2 separate regions of the Homo sapiens genome follow, and region 2 is linked to region 1. The links are chromatin contacts, found by Hi-C in ENCODE. All regions are on one chromosome and are shown on one strand. The core of a region is the stretch at or near the end of the contact, and the rest is flanking DNA. Distances in the headings are between cores, read along the strand shown. Region 1 overlaps LRRK1-AS1 (LRRK1 antisense RNA 1). Region 2 overlaps LRRK1 (leucine rich repeat kinase 1).

Evidence for each region. Hi-C counts contacts between places; a loop is a spot of excess contacts on that map. Pooled maps may share reads with other maps.
Region 2: a loop to region 1 is called in a pooled map, with 3 times the contacts of the local background. The contact joins two enhancer-like sites. A Hi-C loop is called at or near these places in 9 of 37 single-sample maps with no recorded cell type and 5 of 50 pooled maps.

The regions. Positions count from the first base shown.
Region 1 is chr15:101,124,417-101,129,061 of GRCh38, forward strand. The region is part of intron 1 of LRRK1-AS1 (LRRK1 antisense RNA 1); the gene reads right to left. Among named protein-coding and RNA genes, the nearest start is that of LRRK1-AS1, 25 kb to the right of the region's middle. RefSeq lists a silencer at 2,440-2,489 and enhancers at 2,780-2,829, 3,120-3,229, 3,440-3,609. Within about 2 kb of position 3,320, at least 37 of the 41 ENCODE cell types and tissues checked have a DNase peak (open chromatin) inside an H3K27ac peak, as active enhancers do.
Region 2 is chr15:100,938,766-100,943,839 of GRCh38, forward strand. The region is part of intron 2 of LRRK1 (leucine rich repeat kinase 1); the gene reads left to right. Among named protein-coding and RNA genes, the nearest start is that of LRRK1, 22 kb to the left of the region's middle. RefSeq lists enhancers at 2,773-2,912, 2,953-3,102. Within about 2 kb of position 2,851, at least 4 of the 41 ENCODE cell types and tissues checked have a DNase peak (open chromatin) inside an H3K27ac peak, as active enhancers do.

The DNA.
Region 1 (4,645 bases), core at 2,070-4,569:
AGAATTCTTAAAACTCAGTAATAAAAAGACAAAATAACCCAATTCAAAAATGACTGAAGGAATTGAATAGACATTTCTCCAAAGAAGACATACAAAAATGGCCAATAATCACATCAAAAGTCATTGGAAAGGCAAATCAAAACCACAGAGGCTGGGTGCAGTGATTCATGCCTGTAATCCCAGCACTTTGGGAGGCCAAGGCGGGCAGATCACTTGAGGTCAGGAGTTCGAGACCAGCCTGGCCAACATGGCGAGAGCCCATCTCTACAAAAAAATACAAAAAAATTAGTTGAATGTGGTGGCAGGTGCCTGTAGTCCAAGCTACTCAGGAGGTTGAGGCAGGAGAATCGCTTGAACCTGGGAGTGGGGGGATTGCAATGAGCCAAGATTGCACCACTGCACACCAGCCTGGGTGACAGAGCAGAACTCTGTCTCTGGGAAAAAAAAAAAAAAAAAAAGGAACCGCAGTGAGAGACCATTTCACACCTACTAGAATGACTCTAATTTTTAAAGGGCAGCTAAGCGTTAGTGAGGATGTGGAGAAATTGCTGGGACTGGATATACACTCACAAAAGGACGAATCCCTTGGCGGTTGTTCAAAACGTTAAACATAGTTTCCACATGACCAGCAATTCCACTCGTAGGTCTATGCCCAGGAAAAATGAAAACCTCCATTCACACAAAATCTTCTACATGAATCTTCATGGGAGCATGATTCACAATGGCCAAAAGGTGACAATAACCCAAATGCCTAGCAGCTGACGAATGGAGAAGAAAATCTGGTATAGCCATACAAGGGAATATGATTCAGGAAGGAAAGCAAAAGGAAGGGAATTCTGACATGCTACAATATGGAAGAACCTTGAAAACATTACGCTAAGGGAAAGAAACCAAATGCAGAAGTCACCTATTATATGATTTCACTTCTATTAAATTCTGAGAATAGGCAAATCCATGAAGACATAGACTAGTGGCTGCCCAGGGCTGAGGGAAGTGAAGAGTGACTGCTCGTGGTATGGGGTTTATTTTTCAGGTGACAAAGATATTCTAGAATTAGATAGCAGTGAAAGCTGTACAACCTTGTGAGTACGGTTAAAGGAAAAAGAAAAAGCAAACACTGAATTGTATACTTTAAAACAGTGAATTTTATGGTATATCAATTATATTTCAGTAAATGAGACAAAACATCTGCAAAAGATAAAACTTGGGCAACTACTATATTTTCTCTAATATTTAATTTTCTTGATTTGTTCCTTAGTTTTAAATTAATAATTTAAAAAGAACATGTTTCCAATTTTAAATATATCATTCCAATGTAGTAAAATATTTCATATATGAACTAAAATGTCCCCTCACCTTGCAGTTTGTGCTCTTGTACTGTTTTTTGGGGTTGTTAGTTTGTTTTTGAGACTGAGTCTCACACTGTCACCCAGGCTGGAGTGCAGTGGCGCGATCTCGGCTCACTGCAACCTCTGCCTCCTGAGTTCAAGGGATTCTCCTGCCTCAGACTCCCGAGTAGCTGGGATTACAGGCGGCTGCCACCACGCCCAGCTAATTTTTTGTATTTTTAGTAGAGACAGGGTTTCACCATGTTGGTCTGGCTGGTCTTGAACTCCTGACCTTGTGATCCGCCCACTTCGGCCTTCCAAAGTGCTGGGATTACCGGCAGGCATGAGCCACCGCTCCTGGCCTCTTATACTGTTTTAAATGTTAAACACAAACAAGACTTCAATGGTCACACAGAATACAGAATTGAAGTAACTTAAGTTCCGAATCTTCCTCTTTCCGATCACTGTGCTATTGTTGCTTCGTCAAATCTGCTGTTTAAATGTAGGAATTCACAGCACCCTGGGGCACTGGAGACGTGAATGATGTCCAAAGTGGCTTCAGACGGCTCACAACTTACTTTTGAAAAGCACATTTCTGGACCGACTTTATACCTGGGAGTTCTGAAATTAACTTTCACTTGGAATACAAAGCTTATCAAAGGATAATAAATAAAATCATGTTGATTTGAAGTATATATATATATACATAAACCCTCACAATTGTTTAGAATTTAGATCAACAAAATATTTTCCCTGGCAGGAGTATTTAATCATGCCTGGTAATTAGAAAAACAAACAACAGCAACAAAAACACCAGTCGTCTGACTTAGTAGATTTTATTATTGTGACTTCAGTGACAGTGTGTCACCTCGCTGCCTGAACCCAGGCCCACAGCTCCCACTACCCCGCCCTCACTTTCTATTTCCCTAGCGCTTTGAAGATTCCATTTTACCCACCGCAGGAGAACATTATGAGGCTAGGTAATATAATCCCCATTTGACAGATGAGAAAGCAGGGGGCCCAGAGAGGCTTATCCAAGGGCCAGCAGGAGGGGACAGAGCCTAGAAGCTGGTTCTGCAGGGCTCAGCTCCCACTTCTCAGGGCACAGTCCCGACTAGCCCCTCTTATTAGTGACCGTGGGTGGGTCTACTCCCCACAGTTCCGGCTGCCAGACTTACCCAGGCTGTGCCTCATCCTCGCAGTACCTACCTGCTCTCAGCTTGGAAAGAACCTGGAAATTCATTCACACCCAGGTTCTGAGGGCTGCTAACAGGCTTCTTTCCCAAGAGGTAATTGCCTTTATCAAAGAGGGTGCTCTTTAATGAGCTGAAAGAATGCCTCTGCAAGTCGGGCCTCCTCCCTAGGCTGCTGGGATCACTGGTACACATCTGTTCTCCCCCATCTCACCTCAGGAGTAGTTTGCTCCCCAGGGAGGAGCCCTGCCTGAGAGTAAATCCAAAGAGACGTCCCACAGTTAACTCAGCCTCAAAAGCATTTGGAGTTGCAAACTAAATGACATAGTCTCATGACTTGTGTCTGATTCTGTGGATCTAAGAAAATCCAGTTTCTCCCTAACTAACGCCAGCATCCTACAGCCTAGCCTCTGCCTGGTGAACACAGACAGCCTTGCCGGGGCCTGGCAGAAGGAGTGCTAAGAGGACAGGGCCTCACAGACCCTAGAAGTGGGTCTCACCCTTCTCAGCTCACTCAGATGCTTTGTCTCCAGAGTTCTCAGATTTACAAAGCTTAATGAGTGCCAATTTACTCATTATTGTCCTCCCAGGCCTCACAACGCATTAAAATCCTTCTGCACAGACAGATTAGGAGACAAGCCTAAGGAAAACGTACATCTGCTTTAAAAAAAAAAAAATGCAGTTTCAGGTTCCACTTTACATCAGCCAGGGTTTAGTTACAGGAAACAGAAACCACTCTAACAATTTTAAGCAAAAAGGGGTTTAGACAGGAAATTAGGGGCTTACCGTTTTATTGAGAGGCATGGGCCAGGCCTATTGGCGTGGTGCCCGGAAAAAGGCCTGGGGACCAGCCGGCTGGGCTCTGCTAGCCTGACTCCACTCAGCCAGGTGGGGGTCGGGAGGCTCCCAGTGCTGTACCATACCTGCCTCTTGACCCCACAAAGGGACTGAATGGACCCTGGAACGCTGCCACAGGAAAAACAACCACCACAACTTTGCTCGCCAGCAGAAACGGCCAAAAGCAGCAGGAGGAGAGTCTTGGCCTCTGAATCATAGTGGTGTGCGAAGAATTGGCAGGACTATGGATGTGCTGGAGCTGGCTCAGCCTAGTGACAGCCAACGGTGCACGGCAATTCCAATTCCAGGTCCAGGGACACCAGGGGATAGCAAGATTGAAATTGACCACAGTGGATATATTTACACCATGGAAATCAGCAAGCACTAACAGCCGGGTTGCTTTTGTTTTGTGTTGTTTTTTTGTTTTTTTTTGAGAGCTGGTTGTTAAACATTGACCACCGGGCATAACCCATTTCACATTTAGAACTCTAGCGGCAAGGGAAGCGGGAAAAGCAGTGGCTCACCTTCCAGCCTTTGAAGGAACAGCGAGGAGAGCACACAGAATGCTAGCTGCCAAGCCGTCCTCCATGACACACACTCCTAGGAATGTACCCTGCAGTAAATTTGCACATGTGTGAGGGATGAATGGCTGCTGATGCTGCACTTTGCTAGTAATTACGTGGAAGCAACATTTCTTAACGCAATTGCTCTTGAGCATATGTGAAGTTTATTAACCCTGGAGCTAGGGAATTGGCAAGGGGACAGAAGAGTGGGTTGGTTCAAAGATGGCTTGGAAATTGTTGATTTGTATCTACAGGGGGGAAAGAATGCTTGCATAAGCAGCTAATTAAGAAGAGGCAGCTAATAAGGTCAAGCTTACAGTTTCATTTAACATGATCGTTAAAACGTCATTTCCCTATCGGCTGGAACAAGCGAGGTTTGAGGCACAGTAATCTTGGGGGTGATTTCTAGAGAGGCCAACCTTTCATCCGAAATAATAAGAAACACATCCAAGGTGCACTTCATCTGTGGCTCTTAATTAGACAAAGCTACACGGTTTTGTGCCCCAGCTGAGCTGGACGAGAGCCCGTCAGCTCCAAGGCAGCAAGCATTGTCAAGCAGAGGTCACAGCAAAGCGCCAGGCAAGCAGGGTCTGCACTGGCCTCTGGGCTGCTCAAGCTTCTGGTTCTAAGGGACTGAATGTGCAGGTCGCCCAGCCCTCCGTATTGTTTTTATTTGACAATAGCCAAATATGGCAACAAGTTGCTATGCACTGAATTGTGTCCT
Region 2 (5,074 bases), core at 1,601-4,100, 190 kb before region 1:
GGCTTCTGAGAGGGGAGACCCAGGCTGGACCCTTGGCTGGAGAGGGCCGGGTGTGGTGGCTCATGCCTGTAATCCTAGGACTTTAGGAGGCTGAGGTGGGTGGATCACCTGAGGTCAGGAGTTTGGGACCAACCTGACTAACATGGAGAAACCCCATCTCTACTAAAAATACAAAAAACTAGCGAGGCATGGTGGCGGGCACCTGTAATCCCAGCTACTCGGGAGACTGAGACAGGAGAATCGCTTGAACCCAGGAGATGGACGTTACAGTGAGCCCAGATCATGCCATTGCACTCCAGCCTGGGCAACAAGAGTGAAACTCCATCTCAAAATAAATAAAAAAGTCAAAATATCAAATATCTAGTCAGTGTTCAAATGTCCTGCATTGTCTCTGTTTTTATCACTGGTTTGTTTGGGGCAGGTTTGTTGAGTCAGTGCCCTTGCATGCTGGGACATGGGACAGTACAGTTCCTAAGTCTCTTAATTTCTATCTTTCTCCCTCAATTTCTTTTTCATTGCAGTTTCTTTTGTTGATAAAGCCATATTGTTTGTCCTTTGCAATTTTCCACAGTCTGGATTTTTGGCAATTGCATTTCTATGTGTGGCCTGACATGTTCCCACCTTCCCTATGTTTTTGTAGATCCAGAGGCCTGATTAGATTTAGTAAGATGTTTTGGCAAAAATGCCCAATAGATGGTGGGTTCTTCCTCCTGCATCACCTAGTCACAGAATGTCTAATTGTCTCTCTCTGATGTTTAGAGTTTTTTAATGATTTTCAGTGGTGTCAGCGCAATCACTCTTTATAAACGTCCTAATGGTTTTTCGACTTTTCACACAATGGTTTTATCAGTCATTGATGGTTGCTTAGATCAATTATTTAATTTGAGGTTGCAAAGTGGTGTTATTTTAAGTCTATCTTACCTTCTTCATTTATCAGCTGAAAGTGATCTCTAAAGAAGAAATTTCTTCCATTAACTCTGTGGTACCCTGAGTTACAGTTTGTACAGCAAAGTCGGGGTAAATAGTTGGGTTTTTTTCTCTTAGTTTTCTTATTCATTCTACTGAAAATAAGTCAATTCCCTAGCACCTTTTGAAGGCGGCCAATGAAGGTGGGGTTTTTTTTCCTTAGTATCATTATGAACTCATGAATTTTAATTTATTTGATTCTTGATGCTAACGCTGTTCCTCTTTTGCCAGTAGGCCCCCTGAGTAGGTTCCTCTATCTTTTGGCATGACCCCAGAAGTCTTTGATAACTTCCTTGCTTTCTGATGTGACAAGACATCCAGGGCCAGATTGTCCATATCCTGCCCCGGATGCACGATGCACTGTTTCTCCAAGAATCCCTGTGTCCTTTGCTGATGATGCCATGATTTTAAGTTCTCTAATATAGTTTTATCTCTTTGTTTCAGATAATGCTTTTGTGTTCTCACATGTCCTGCTCTCTCTCTCTCTCTCATTTTGTTGTTGATCAGTCTTTCCATAAGATTGTTTATTTCACTAGTCCTTCATTCTTCTTTTTTCTAAATTTACTCTTCTTGACTAGTATCCTGTCACTTCTGAGGACTCATATTTTTGCAACTTGAAAATTATTCTTATTTATTTAAGTATATGTTTCTGAAACTCTCATTAGACACATTTTGAAAAACTTCAAAAAATATCTTCAATGTCTCTCACTCTTTTATCTCTGCTCCCGGCCTCCTTGTCTTTTGGTGCTGCATCCTCCTCTTGGTCTTCCAGATTCCTGATTTGTCCTTCAACGGTGTCTCTGCTCTGCAGCTCACCCACTGTGCTTCACAGTGCAACTCTTCTCGTTTTAATTCCCAAGAGTTTTAGTTGATTCTTGTTTGTGGATGCTGCATCCTCCTGTTTCTCTCCAAGACATCAGTAATATTTATTCTGAATTCATTCTCGCTCTGCTAACATTAATTCTGTGTAGAGAGGGGCCCTGGAGGTGCTGGAAAGCTGGAGCCTGAGATTCTGCTTAGGGAAGCTCCCATGCTAACTCAGTCTTTTCCTCCAAGATAAGGATGAACAGTTGACAATACCAAGCTGTGTTGTGAATCAGGAAAGCCCAAAGCTGTCTTATCTCAGTGACTGTGTGATTTGTGTAGGTTTGCCCCGAACAGTAATGTGAGGATGCAGCAAGATGTGCAGGCCCTCTGACCTGGCTAGACCCTGCCTTGCAGAGACATTGTCACTGTCAGCTGCTCACTTCCTCCTGGGGACTCTGAGGCCCAAGGGGGACAGTGGTGAAATATGACACAGCTTCTCCCCTAGGTGATCAGACTGCTTCCAATGAGCCTGTGCCCTTGGCTACATAAAGAGGAAACATAAATATTTTCTGTGTGTGTGTGTCTGTGTGTGTCTCTTTGTATGTGTGTCTGTGTGTCTGCATATCTATGTGTGTGTCTGTGTGTCTTTGTGCATGTGTGTTTCTGTGTGTGTCTGTATGTGTCTGTGTGTGTGTCTGTGTGTGTCTGTCTGTGTGTGTGTCTGTGTCTCTGTGTGTGTCCGTGTGTGTGTCTGTGTGTGTCTATGTGTGTGTGTCTGTGTGTGTGTGTCTGTGTCTCTGTGTGTGTCTTTGTGTGTGTGTGTGTGTGCCTGTATGTGTGTGTCTGTGTCTCTGTGTGTGTCTGTGTGTGTCTCTGTGTGTGTGTGTGTCTGTGTGTGTGTGTGTGTCTGTGTGTGTCTATGTCTCTGTGTGTGTGTGTGTGTGTGTGTGTGTGTGTGTGTGTGTAAGGTGGGATGTCTCTTCCTGCTGATCGGTGGCCTGCCTGTGTGCTGGCTTGGTTAGAGGAGTTTCGTGCTTCTCTTTATGGCGCTGCTCTTCCTCAGATGCTTGCGGGTGCCTGGGTGGATGCTGACTGTTCTGCTCGGGATTCCCCGTAGCTGTCTGTGAACACAGCATTTGTCACAATAGCCTGCGAAGAGGAGGGCCAGGGGACTGTAGCAGGCTGCCTTGGGGACATCCAGAGCATGGCTTCCGGGTGGTGGGCTCCGTGTGCCTCCTGGGAGTTGCCCAGCACACTTTCTCTTTAGCCCACATCGAGTGTAGACCCATCAGTCCCAGGCTGCCTGGCACAAGCTGGAGAGGGGCCAGATCCACAGGAGTCTGCCCACTATGGCTCCCCACTCCTCCCAGTCGCCCTGCTGGTGACCTGGGGACCCTCTTGCTTCCCATGTCCCCCAGCAGCCTCGGAGCTCTCCCAAGCCTTCTCCACCTCACGCACAGTGGATTCCGGTCTTCTCAGGTCACTTCTTTTCCCATGCTAATAAGGCTTGTTGATATTTGTAATAATTTCTAAGGATTTGGAGCAGGAGGTGGTGGCTGCAGCCGGGCTCAGCCTACTGTCTTGATCTCATCTTCCAGCGTCTCCTGGGCATCTCCAAGGTGTGCACTTGCAGGAAATACTGAGTGAGAATGTCAAGAACCGGCTCTACAGTCGGAAGGAACCGGGTTCAAATCCTGATGCTTCCACAGCTAGTCCTATCTGTGACAGGGGCAGGGTTAGAATCTGTTTGCGGAATGGTTAGCACCATACTAAGTGCACATGCTAGGCAGACCCTCAAAAAAAATGGCCTGTTCTTTTTCTCTTTCTCTGTTGGGCAAATTATGTAGCCTCAACTGGACTCTATTTCTATTAGGGAAAATGATAATAATATTACAATGATTAAAAAGTAGGGTCCTTACAAAATGGTGAGTCCGATTTTATTTGGCTCTAAGCTAGAGAAGGCATGGCTCACAGTTATGGAAGACATGGATTTAAAATGTGGCCAGTCTTCATTTCCAAATGTGTGTACACGAAAGTGTGATGACCCTCAAATCTAATCATCAAAATTAAAGCTGTTTAATTAACATTTTAAATTAAAATGTTTCAATTAAAGTCCAAATCTTTCCTTGCCTTATCTTCAGAATGCTTTTTCTTTTCTTTTTTTTCCAAATTACAAAACCTGTATGTCTCACTGAAGAAAACTGGTACAGTGTGAAGTTCGACAATTCACGGAGTAAGCAAGGCTGACGATGGGTGCCCGGAGTCCCCCTCTGGTTCTGTTGGTAGCAGCCTTGGGTCCTCATGAGGCCTCTCTGCTCACAGTGGGCGGGTGGGGTGTGCACTCACCCGGAGACGGCCTCCATGTCCATGCTGAACAACTCCCAGGGTTCTCCATCCGCCAGTGCTTACTGATCAACCCGTAGTGCTGGCCATCCCTTTTCAACAAGTTTGGAAGGTGCTTTTTTCCCGGTTTTCACAGAGTAACTCAGAAGTGACTTAATAAAAATATGCACAAACTGTCTTGGTATGTTCCAAATTGGGATCTTATATAAAGACTCCTGGGCCTAAGGCAACAGTCTATGTAAAGTGAATTATTTCACTTTCTTAAAATAGGGACAAGATGGCCTGCCTTTCCTTCAAGTGTAATTTTAATCTTTCTGTTTTACTCCAAGGGGGTGTAACAGCTTGCTGAGTCATTGTTTTCTGCCTTTTTAATAAAAATTAATTCAGTGATTTAGAGTGGAAATTCTGCCCCCTCCCTTGGGCAAGTCACTGACTCTCTGGGGACCTCTTTCTTTATCTGTAAGCAGAGCTAATACTAGCATCTGATGGGGTTAAATGAATTAACCTAAGTGTTTCCTTTGAATATTTACTCACTGCCTTTACAAAATAATGTTTCTATTCTCACTTTCTCCCCCAAATTTCTACAAAACAACAAATTTCTATCTTTGTTGTTATTGCCATATGATTTCTAAAAATTTAAATAAACAAGCAGTAGCTTTAGGAAGTTACAAAGATAAACTATCAGAAACTTACTGAATTGGATCTTAGATAATGTCCCTTTTTACTTGGTTCTTTTTTTTTTTTTAAGCTAAAAATAAGTTTAGTTCCTCCTCAGTTCTTGGCATTTTTGTGATCATTTGTTTGCAAGTGATCGTATCTTTTTTTTTTTTTTGTCACTCAGGCAGGAGTGCGATGGTGTGATCTCGGCTCACTGCAACATCCGCCTCCTGGGTTCAAGCGATTCTCCTGCCTCAGCCTCCCAAGCAGCTGGGATTACAGGCGCCCACCAGTATGCCCA